2 separate regions of the Homo sapiens genome follow, and region 1 is linked to region 2. A link is an interaction called in ENCODE POLR2A ChIA-PET data of the cell type or tissue named here. Cell type or tissue: OCI-LY7. All regions are shown on one strand. Each heading gives the region's core, and the rest is flanking DNA. Links, peaks and the distances in the headings are about the cores only.

Region 1 (6,046 bases), core at 483-5,482, 410 kb after region 2:
AGACTTAGATTCAGTATTCTTCCATTTGCTTAACCATTATTTACAGAATGCTAGGCAATCTAAACACTAAGATTCTAGGCACTAAGAATACAACAAAAGTGTCTGCCTTCATGGAGCTTATGTTTTAATGGAGAAAGATGGATGATCAGTGCAGCTAATAGGTAAAGCAGGCAGTATATTAGATGGTGCTAAGTGTTACGGAGGGAAACCAAGTGGGAAGGCAGTGGGGAGGGGAAGAGCTGCAACTCTAAAATCAGAGATCATCAGATGGGTGCGGTGGCTCACCCCTGTAATCCCAGCACCTTGGGAGGCCCAGGTGGGTGGATCACTTGAGGTCAGGAGTTTCAGACCAGCCTGGCTAACATGGTAAAACCCTGTCTCTACTAAAAATACAAAAATTAGCTGGGTGCGATGGCGCACACCTGCAGTCCCAGCTACTCAGGAGGCTGAGGCAGGAGAATCTCTTGAACCCGGGAGGTGGAGGTTGCAGTGAGCTGAGATTGTGCCATTGCACTCCAGTCTGGGCGAGAGAGTGAGACCATGTCTCAAAAAAATAATAATAATAATAATAAAAAAAATCAGAGATCATTTCAATGAAAAGGTAACATTTGAGCAACAACTTGAAGGTGTAGGGCAACAAAGATCTGAAGGACAAGCAGGCAGTCCAAATTCATGGGAAGAAGGAGAAGAAGGGAGAGCAGGCAGAGGGAACAGTGTGTAGGAAGAGGGAACAGAATGTGAAAAGGACACAGAGGAACCAAAAAGCACCCCTTACAGGTGGGGCCCAGAGTGACAGGAGATACAGCAGGCAGGGCCAGATCAGGCAGAGCCTTGTGGTTCCCATGCAGGGACCTGTCTGGATTCTCAGAGCAACCGGCAGCCCCTGGAGGGTTTTAAGCAGGCAAGGGCATACTCAGGGCTGAGCGTTTGAATAACCTCTCTGGCTACAATGCTTTTATTGGCCACAATATTTTGGAAGACTGAAGTTAACACATGGTCTGAGCAGCTTACTCTTGCCCCCCTGAAGAATTCTAGGAACTGTGTGAGGCTGCAGTGGTCAGAGGGGCTGCTGAGCCATGAGAAGAAAAGGGACACTGGAGCTGCGCAGCAAAAGGGCTCTGAGGTCGCCAGAGTGGCTGCCAGATAAGGAACAGTGGGAGGGAGCGGCTGGAGGGAACATTTGAGCAATTTTCTCTCTCTCTTCTTGGTCTTCTTGGCATTCATCTTCCCTGTGTCAGGGGACCCCTGCCTGCAAAACCGAGGAATCCGGTCATTTTTTAAAGTATAAAAATTGCCAGCATCCTGTTCTACCAGGACAAAGTCATCATGGAAATGATAATGACTGACGCCTTCCTGGGGATAAGTGGTTAACACGGTACCCGACGCAGGTAGAGGGCCTGTTGGCAGATGCGTCGTGGCTTGGATTATTCTTTCTTTAGAAAATGTTAAGAATTCATGTATCCGGGAGATAATCCGAATGTGCATCACGAGAAGAGCAGCCCAGTAAAGGATTGTTGTGTTCTTAATGAAAGGACATTACGCAGCCGTTCACAATGATGCTTGTAATAATAAGGAGGTTGTTGATATTATATGAAAAATTGCAGCACACAAAACCGCAAATAATGTAGGAACTCAGCTATGCAAAAAAAATTTTTAAAAATTAGGAAGGAAATATGCCAACAATGTTAATAGTTATTACCTCTGGGTGGTACAGAATTACGAGTGATTTTCCTCTCTTCTTCCAAAATGTCTTTTGATTGCATATCTATTACTTTTATAATCACACACACACACTCGCGCACACACACACACCTGCTTATTATTAAAAAAAATGTTGCAGAGATGAAATGTCTCTGAATATTTTAGTTCACAAATGTGTAACTGTAAGCTGTGGACATGAATACAGATGACCACTGATTCATTTATTCAGAAGCAAGAATGCTGAGATTTTTCAGGAATAAGAAAGTAAAAGCAAAATCTCCTAGCAAAGTGCCTTACCTACTTAAACAGGAAAAAAATTATTCAAATTATTTAGAGAGTTTATGGGTATGGACTAACCTCTGGGTAATTTAGTAGCCTACCATACAAGGTCCTGCTAAAAATTATAACCCTACTCATAAAACGAATGTCATCTAGTTAGGCCCCAAATATAAAATCACCCCAAATTACAGATTCAATATATTTTGTTCAGTTGCAATATTATTAGCAAACTGTTTTGCCAAAACATGTTTAATGTAGCAGCTAAACCCTGGCAGGCTAATGATCATTACCTCCTGGTAGAGAAAAGTTAAATGAAGGAGTTTTCCTACTCTGATCCCAGGATCAGCAGTGCTTGCTCAGGGAGGTTAGCACCACACGGTGAAGGGTGAGTGGGTTTGGGAGGGAGGCGGCTTTCGCATTGAGTCTTGGGTCTGCTGCTTACCGAGCTGTGTAACCTTAAGTAAGGTATTGATTCTTCCTGAGATTGTTTCTAATCCCAAAATAAAAATAGTAGCGCCTCACTGGACAGAATGGTCATGAGAATAAGAAAGTGTGCATGTAGAATAAGTAGTAGAGAGACTGGCTTGCCCTGGACACTAAATGAATGGATAAATGAATGGACAAACAGTCCAAGCAAGTGAGTTTTTTCTACCTGTCCATTAATACCAAAGTGCTGGCCAGGCACAGTGGCTCACGCCTGTAATCACAGCACTTTGGGAGGCTGAGGCGGGTGGATCACCTGAGGTCAGGAGTTCAAGACCAGGTTGGCCAACATGGTGAAACTCTGTCTCTACTAAAAATACAAAATATTAGTTGGGCATGGTGGCAGGCGCCTGTAATCCCAGCTACTCAGGAGGCTGAGGCAGGAGAATCACTTGAACCTGGGAGGCGGAGGTTACAGTGAGCCAAGATCACACCATTGCCCTCCAGTCTGGACAACAAGAGCAAAACTCCATTTCAAAAAAAAAAGTGCTTGTTCGAGTAAACACTGGGGCTGCAAGAGTGGGGCAGATTGCTACGAGTAGGCTAACCTCTCTCTCATTTCCTCCTTTTTCTCCCATTTTTGCCTCTAGTATAGAGGATGCCAAAGCAACAACATGGTTCGCAGCCTCCTCTCTAGTTAGAGGTGGCCAAGTGGCAAGGAGACATGAGGAGAAATTGGCTGGGGGATTCCAGGGAAACTTTTGGTTTCTTGATAAAAGGGTTAGGTGTCAGTGGTACTGCCTCCCTTCCTGCCTTCTTCTCTTAAACAGTGAGGTGATGGCTGGGCTACAGCAGCCATTTTGCAACCATGAGGAAAATAACAAGAAATTGGCAGAGACACTGGTCATGACAGTGTAAACCAAATAAGTCAATGGTCGGAGCTGCCTAGCCTTGTTATTATGTGGAAAGAAAGACGAAAGAAAGAAAAGAAAAGAAAAGAAAAGAAAAGGAAGGAGAAAAGAAAAAAAGAAAGGAAAGAAAGGAAAGGAAGGAAAGGAAGGAAAGGAAAGAAAGGAAAGAAAGAGCGAGCCAGCCCTGCTTTATTTAAGATACTTTTTAGGCCGGGCGCAGTGGCTCATGGCTGTAATCCCAGCATTTTGGGAGGCTGAGGTGGGCGGGTACCTGAGGTCAGGAGTTCAACACCAGCCTGGCCAACATGGTGAAACCCCATCTCTACAAAAATACAAAAATTAGCCGGGCATGACGGCAGGCACCTGTAGTCCCAGCTACTCAGGAGGCTGAGGTGGGAGAATCTCTTGAACCTGGGAGGCAGAGGTTGCAGTGAGCAGAGATTGCACCACTGCACACCAACCTGGGCAACAGAACGAGACTCTGCCTCAAAAAAAAAAAAAAAAGCTACTTTTTAAAAACCCGTAGCCAAAAGTATTCCTAGTGCATACCAATCATGACTAATTAGGTCTGGTCCTTGCACTCATGGAGTTTACCGTCTACTGGGGATGAGGACAATAGAAGGGCCTCACAGCTAAATGTCAAATTAGAATATATTATTAGCGTTACAAAGAAGGGAGTGCTTGGCCCACTCCTTTATATAGCAGGGGTTTTCAGCCAGCTGCAGGGGCAAGGGCAGCTTTCCTCAGTGGGTGATGAGAATGCTGGGGGAGCAGGGGTGAAGGAGAGAATCCCTAGCAGAGTGAACAGCAGGTGCAAGGCCCTGTGGCAGGAAAGGAGAGCACAGAGTGTGAGAATCTGTCAGAAGGTTAGAAAGCCCCTGGTCCGGGAGGGTGCTGCTGGGCTGCTGCACCATGTCCCCTACTGCTTTCAGCTCCCAATACTGGGTGGCTTGTTACCTGCAGGCAAACACTCTCCTAAGTGATCCACCAGCTTTCCCGGCTGATCACAAGAGAAAAGGATGAGTCCACAACTATTTAACAGGCTTAGCAAGTCATTTAATCCACATCTCTAAGGAGCCAGCATTGCACTAGATAACAGTGCCCTTTCTAAAACAGGAAAACTGCCCGACATAGCAATATAATGGGGCCCAATTATGACAAAATATCATAGTAACTCCAGGCCAACTAGGATAGTACTTAAAATATAGTGGGCAGGACGGCAGAGAGAGTAAATCATCAGAAAGAATGGTTCTGCCTCATAAATGGCACCAGAGACACTCAGAATGGTTTCACATCAGACTTTTAAAAATCAGCAGAAAAAAATAAATCCTCCTCTGGCTGCCCTTTTTTTTTTTTTTTTTGTAGAATAAATGAACCGAGACAGACTTGTTTATCGAGAGCTGAGGAGGCTCACATGTGAGTGGAGAGAGATGTCAGAGTCATTAGCGGTGATAAAGGGACGCCATTCACTGTGGGTATGATTTAAGGCAGGAAGCTCAACCAAGAGCAGTTTTTGCAATGGGCCTGATGATTTGCTTTCCCCCAGTGGGGAAGGAATTAGATGGACACCATTAATCTGTTCACACAGGCCATCAGAGAAAAATCATGGTTGAAGAGTAGGTTGGGTACATGAATTTCTATGGGACAGAAGCCCCTTTATGGACAAATGAGACATCTGTTAGGGTTTGATGAGATGGCTCACAGTTAACTGCGCTACACTTTGCACTTTCCAGTATATGATGGTAATCACCATAGTCTATGTGCGTGCCTCTCTCCTCTCAAAGACAACAGTATTTAAAACACTGCAAAACTGACCTGGCGTGGTGGTTCACGCCCGTAATCCCAGTTCTTTGGGAGGCCGAGGCAGGTGGATCACTTGAGGTCAGGAGTTCGAAACCAGGAGTTCGAAACCAGCATCGCCAACATGGTGAAATCCTGTCTCTACTAAAAATACAAAAAATTAGCAGGGCTTCGTGGCACATGACTGTAATCCCAATGACTTGGGAGGATGAGGCGGGACAATCGCTTGAACCTGGGAGGGGGAGGTCACAGTGAGTCGAGATCAGACCACTGCACTCCAGCCTAGGTGACAGAACAAGGCTCCGTTTCAGAAAATAAAATAAAATAAATAAATAAATAAAATACTGCAAAAATAGATATATTCTTACAAATACATGAATAGAGAAATATGTGGAAATGACCATGATACTCAGAGAAACGGCATTTTACATAACTACAGACCTGTCTTTAACACACTGTAATCACATAACCAATAATAAGCTATTACCTAAAGAAACACTCTACAAGTAAAAGCAACTGGTTGCATAGCGTGACATGTTAGAAATCACACAGGCAGGTATGAGGAGCCCGTGAAATAACTGTGGGATTTTAAACTATCGGACAAGATGAGGAAGGTAGAAAATTCCTAACTAAACATATTAAAGGAATTACAAATGTTCCAAGATGATAAAAAGATAATGATTGCCAACCTTAAATAGATATGGGAAAATTTATTTCACTCATTGCAAAAACATAAAATCTATCTGCTCAAAAGAGTTACCGCTGAATGCCTGCCACCTTCCTCCAAACCACCGTGGAGCTTTCACTGTTCCTTTCCTATGGTGATCAATGACCATTTATTGGGTGATACAGGATATGCACCCTGCACTGAAAAATCAGGGGTAGTAGATGGATGTTCAGATGAAGACATGAATGTTCAAGGGTAGTTCAGA
Region 2 (6,046 bases), core at 487-5,486:
GGCATGATGGCTCACACCTGTAATCCCAACACTTTGGGAGGCTGAGGCAGGAGGATGGCTTGAGGTCAGGAGTTCAAGACCAGCTTAGGCAACATCAGGAGACCCAGTCTCTACAAAAAATAGAAAACAAAATTGAGCTGGGCATGGTGGTGCGTACCTGTGGTCCCAGCTACTCAGGAGGCTGAGGCAGGAGGATCTCTTGAGCCCAGGAGTTCAAGGCTGCAGTGAGCTATGATTATGCCACTGCACTCCAGCCTGAGCAACATGGTGAGACCTTGTCTCAAAAAAAAAAAAAAAAAAAGTGAAAAAATACCCCCAGTAGCTCTAGGCGTCCATCTCAGCAGCTTAGCAACTGTAGGCAAAGACCTGGGATGGATACTGGGTTGCTACTAGCAGCTGTGTCCAGTTGAACTCTCCACAGGCAGGTGCTGGCTTACTGGGTTTTGTCATCCCAGCCACTTGCATGGTGCCTGGCACATAAACCGCAGGACTGACCAGTGTTGTCTGGTAAAGATAATTTGGTTCCTAGCTGGGAACTAGCCCTCCTCTTAATGGTTTTTATGATTGTATTTTTCAGTGGCATAAATGATTGGAGAGTGATTTGTACCCCACACAGCCCTATGCAATAAACAGGAGTGTGTATTACCTTCGTGTCTATCCATGCCAGCTGCTAAGCATGTTTTTCTGCTATGCGTTGGCTCACAGTTCACTGGCAACGAGTCCTCTGCTTCAGATCACTCAGGTGGGATTGAGGTGTTGGCACACATGCCAAGTGGCCCTTCTCTTTTCAGCTTCTGTTGAATGACTTGACTTGTATTTTTCAGACCTGTTCTTTGAATAGCACAAAGATCACTGTTCCTCTTTGACAAGAGCTGTTTTTTTCTGAAGGGACTAAGACGCGTTAACAGTTATTTATACCCTGTCTTGTTCCAAAAGGCATTTGAGTGGCATATCTTACAGATAGGTGCAGGAGCTTGGGCTGTTGCGTCTGAGACACTATCCTGATGGGCACACTCCTCAACATCTCTGAACCTCATTTTCCCTGTCTGTGAAATGGGGATAATGAAGACCCATTGCAGAATGTTGTTTTGAGAATTAAATAATTTACAGCTTAAGTATTAGTCACTTTTGTTGTTGTTGCGGGAGGCTCAGGATCAGTGATGTGAAACAGTTGGCCTGGTGCCTGGGACAGAGATGTGCTCAGGAAATGGTGGTCCCCTTGTGGCCTTGAGTAAACGACTTAACCTCTCTGTGCCTGTTTCCTCACCTGGCGACCAGCCTGACCAACATGGCGAAACCCCATTTCCAGTAAAAATAGAGAAATTAGCCAAGCATGGTGGCGGACGCCTCTAATCCCAGCTACTCGGGAGGCTGAGGCAGGAGAATCGCATGAACCCAGGAGGCAGAGGTTGCAGTGAGCTGAGATCACACCACGGCACTCCAGCCTGAAATGGGCTTGACGGTCATAAGTAATGATAGTTAACACTCACGCAATGCATCTGTGAGCCACGCTTTCACTGCGAACTGTTTAATCCTCCCGACAGCTCTGGACGACAGGTGGTCACCATTGTCACCTTTTTACAGAATATGGAAACTGAGTCCCAGTGGGTTGAAATAGTAGCCTGAGGTGACATCTTTGCAGGCAGCGGAGCCAGGCGGCTGGACCCCAGAGCCCTGGTTCTTAACCAGCACGCGAGTCCTGGCGGCGCTTGTGGCAGGTTTCAGGGCTGAGGGTGGCATCCTTGCTCCCAGAAAATCACTTCAGATATTTTTAGGCCTGGATTCTATTTGGTCACTCAGCAGCCCAGTGTAGGTCTGGCGGATGGAGGAGTTTGGGTGCAGCTTCACGTTCAGATGGAAAAGCTGGTCTTCCCTGCACTTGCCTGCAAAGGCTCCTGGGGCAGAGCCCTGACACAGAATGTGGTTGGCCACTCCAGGCATGCTAGCCCCCTGGCTTATAGGCTGCAGAAGGCTTCCTTGACTGTTGTCCACACACTGGGAGCAATTCAGTTTCTCATCTTCTTTGGGCCTCTGTAGCCAACTACAGTTCCTTGCTTCAGAGCCTGTGTCTGTGTTTGGAAGGGGGCTGTGGATTGCACCCCATGGGCTCCTACCTTGAATCCTCTGCTGGTATGAGCTTGGCAGGCCTGACTGGCCCTTCTCCAGAGAGAGCTTTGGCCTCAGCTGCTGAGCCCAACTTTCCAGGCTGCTGGGCTTGGCTGCCCGGTTTCACTCCTAGAAACTCCTACACAGAGATCATGAGATTTACAGGACAGAGCCTTCTCTACGTGCTCCAAGTGGGTCCCTTGGTCATGCATTTCTTGGGCCTAGCTTGGTACCAGAAAAAGACACAGAAGCTGTCTAAACTTTGATTTAATTTTTATTCATTTTTACCTGGTCTTATTCCAAAAAGCATTTGAAGCAGCATAGCGTACGTATAGGTGCTGAGAGCATGAGGTGTTGTATCTGACACACTGTGTCATTGTGGGCATGTTCCTTAATGTCTCTGAGCCTCAGTTTCCCCACCTGTGAAATGAGAACACAGAAGACCTGTTCCAGAATTTTTTTGTTTTTGAGATGAAGTCTCACTCTGTTGCCCAGGCTGGAGTGCAGTGGCAGCGATCTTGGCTCACTGCAGCCTCTGCCTCCTGGGTTCATGCAAATCTCCTGCCTCAGTCTCTGAAGTAGCTGGGACTACAGGCGCCCGCCTCCACACCTGGCTAACTTTTGTATTTTTAGTAGAGATGTCGTTTCACCATGTTGGCCAGGCTGGTCTTGAACTCCTGACCTCAGGTGATCTGCCTGCCTCAGCCTCCCAATGTGCTGGGATTACAAGTGTGAGCCACCATGCCTGGCCAGAATATTGTTTTAAGAATTAAACAATTTGGCCAAGCACAGTGAATGCCCCAGGAACCTTAGCAGGCAAGTGGTGGCGCACGCCTGTAGTCCCAGCTACTTGGGAGGCTGACACAGGAGGATCGCTTGAACCTAGTAGGTGGAGCCTGCAGTGAGCCAAGATCATGCCACTGCACTGGAGCCTGGGTGACAGAGCGAAACTCCATCTCAAAAAAATAATAATAATAAAGAAATAATTTACAATGTGAGCATTACTTACTTTTGCTGTTACTGATGCTGTTATTAACATTATTACTATTATCCTCATCCTAGAAGAAAATTGATGGTCAGGGAAAATGAACTTTCACCTGACTCAGAGCCAGGTGTGCGTGCGGTGTGTGCACTTGCGTCCTTGTGTGTGTTTGTGTGTGTGTGCACGGGCATATGCATGCACAAGTGCGTGTCTTCAGCTCGTTGCCAAATGGTTGCATCTGGCTTTCCCCTGCATGAAGCTCCGTCATTTTCCATAGTTTCTGAGCAAATTAACTTTGGCATCTAGCTGGGTTGCTCATTTGCTAGTCGTGCCTGTTAGGAAAGGCTTGTTAAAGCTGTGTTATTGGTGGCGTTTTAAAAATGTGTTACTCTCTTTGTGCGCCTTTTGCCTGTTAAAGTGATGACTCTATCCTCCCCCGTCCTCGTCATATTGAAGGCCATGATCACAAAGCTTGAGGAAGACCCAGTGCTGCATGGTGGAGTGGTTGTGAGCTCCCCCGAGGTCCATGGGCAGGTGCTTTTGACGCTCAAGAACCCCGTCCTTAGGCCCACCTTCCAGGTCCACCTGCATCCCAGCCCCTGGCCGCCACCAGGGTTGGGCACCTCTGTCTTTCTCTTATCCTCCCAGCCTGATCTCTAGCACTTCCCCATTCCTGCCCTTGGTTCTTCTGGCCTCTGGTCTCCTCGTCAGTCCTCACGGTCCTGTCTGCTCCTCTTTCATTTCGTCTTGGCTGCTGTTGCCCGCCTGCTTCGTCACTCCATGTGCCCTCGTCCTTCAAGCCTCACCTCCAAGCTCACTTCTCTCCTGGGCCCGCTTTGAGACCCTCATGGCCACCCCTGCTCGTGCGGTTAGTGTGCATGTACAGACGCTCCGCAGGCAGTATTTCAGAGGGGAGGAAATGGAAGAAGGGAGGAAAGAATGAAGGGAATGGAGTATTTAGCATCCTGGATATTTAGCAGTGTGCATTTGTTCATTCACAAATGTTTTGCAGGCAATCAGTTAATTTTTTTTTTTTTTTTTGAGGCAGAGTCTTGTTCTGTTGTCCAGGCTGGAGTGCAGTGGTGCGATCTTGGCTCACTGCAACTTCCGCCTACCAAGTTCAAGTGATTGTCCTGCCTCAGCCTCCCAAGTAACTGGGACTACAGGTGCGTGCCACCATGCCCGGCTAATTTTTGTGTATTTTAGTAGAGATGGGATTTCACCATATTGGTCAGGCTCGTCTTGAACTCCTGACCTCGTGATCTGCCTGCCTCGGCCTCCCAAAGTGTTGGGATTACAGACGTGAGCCACCGCACCTGGCCGCAATCAGTTAATTTTTACAACTCTTAGGATGTTGGTAGAGTTTTCCCTGTTTGAGAGAGAAGAAAGCTGAAGCTCAGAGATTAAGTAATTTGATCAATTACATCTGATCAATGATCAGTATGGGTGTGCTGAATTCAGTGTACCTTTGTTCATTCAACAACATTTATCAAGCACCTGTGATGGGCCTGGTGCTGTCTAGGTGTTGGGCTTGTAGCTGTGATGAAGAGGGTGTGATTTCCTCTTCCCCAGGGCTCCCAGTCCGGACTCTCTAATCTTTTCATGGCTCCTGATAAGAATTTCTTCCCAAGCAGGTGAGAAGGTCTTATTACTTCAGCCATTATCTGTATCTCTCACAGAGCCTATGTCCTGGGGACTGGGCAGGAAGGAGGGTCCTACCCTGTAGGATGGCTGAGGTAGAAAAGGCCATGTTTAGCCAGGTCCATTCCAGTTATTCTCAGAGACCCGAATGGAGAATGACAGGTGTGGCTGCCAGGCAGATGCATCCCGCGTTTCCGTGCCCTGCATTTATCTTTGCCATCTCACTGAAATGAATGTAACCTCATGGGGATGTTCCTTGTCTTCCCCTGTGGCTGATGGGTGTGTTTGTTAAATATCTGGGATGTTTAATTTTTAGACGGCCTTGTAGGGAAGCGAAAACATGGCTCATCCCTTTCAGCTAGACGTAGGGAAACACTTCAAAGACACTGTCACCTCTGAAGCCATCCACTTTAGGTCTTTGAGGTTTTGAGTAAAGACAAGTGCAGCAAAATGACAAATGTTGGTTTAAAAACCTAAGCAGTCTGGAGATCTTTGGGATGGCATGTTTTGAAACAAAGCACACCGCCAAGGAACTCGCTTAGCTTGGGGCAACTTTCACAGCAACTGTTTGTTGGTGGGTCCTTTGGTAGAGAAACATGAGAGACTTTGAGGTCTGGGGCTTCGCTTTTGTGAAGCTCTGTCTTCCTGTGTAGGTGAGTCCCACCTTGGGGAAAAAAATCATCCCCGGGTGCATTCGAATGTTCTTTTGTGTTCGGCACCGTGCAAACCACTTTGCATGAATGATTTCACTTAATCTTGATGCATAAAACAGGGACACAGGGATGCTATTCTGATGACAAAGTATCCTTCCCCGCAAACATTATGGGACCCCTTTAAATCAAAGATAAGAATCTGGCATCCTGGGCTGCATATAGCCCATAGATCTGTTTGATTTGGCTAATTCGGTTTTTAGGATTGAATTTATTGACAATGCTGAACATTCGGGCCATTTCCCATAAAGCTCACTATTTCCAATTTCCCTTGAGAAAATGGAAAGCTCCCACATAGGTGGGTGTGTTCACTTGGGGCTCAGTAGTGGTGGCCCTGTTTTCAAGAGGGCAGTCCTCACCATGTCACCCCATCCCCACCTAGCCTGCTTCTCTCAATTATTTTACCTGCCTGGTCCCTATAGGCATTTGTGTCAGCCCCTTTTGCTTTAAGTTATCAGCCCCAGAGCCTTTTTTTTTTTTTTTTTTTTAAAAAGCAACAGTCTTTCAAATTTGATGTCATACACAAACCTTTGGGCCTGTCATCGACTGAGCATTCCGTCAGCGAATATGCGTCAGAAAACAAACCCTGCCAAGATGCATGTGAGGG

What was found. ChIA-PET counts read pairs that join two places held together with the same protein. Peaks named below come from ENCODE experiments on the same cell type or tissue, not always from the same donor. Only the 100,000 strongest peaks of a DNase experiment are listed, where the experiment ranks them.
Region 1: POLR2A ChIA-PET joins it to region 2 with 7 read pairs; 3 of 35 experiments call an interaction of 5 or more read pairs at or near these places.

The regions. Positions count from the first base shown.
Region 1 is chr16:12,736,643-12,742,688 of GRCh38, forward strand. The region is part of intron 2 of CPPED1 (calcineurin like phosphoesterase domain containing 1); the gene reads right to left. Among named protein-coding and RNA genes, the nearest start is that of MIR4718, 19 kb to the left of the region's middle. In OCI-LY7, for the core only: no CTCF peak of the experiment used is centred there; no DNase peak of the experiment used is centred there.
Region 2 is chr16:12,328,995-12,335,040 of GRCh38, forward strand. The region is part of intron 15 of SNX29 (sorting nexin 29); the gene reads left to right. Among named protein-coding and RNA genes, the nearest start is that of SNX29-AS2, 41 kb to the right of the region's middle. RefSeq lists an enhancer at 3,253-3,753. In OCI-LY7, for the core only: no CTCF peak of the experiment used is centred there; DNase peaks (open chromatin) are centred at 847, 1,217 and 2,687; H3K4me3 peaks cover 2,259 bases; H3K27ac peaks cover 4,642 bases.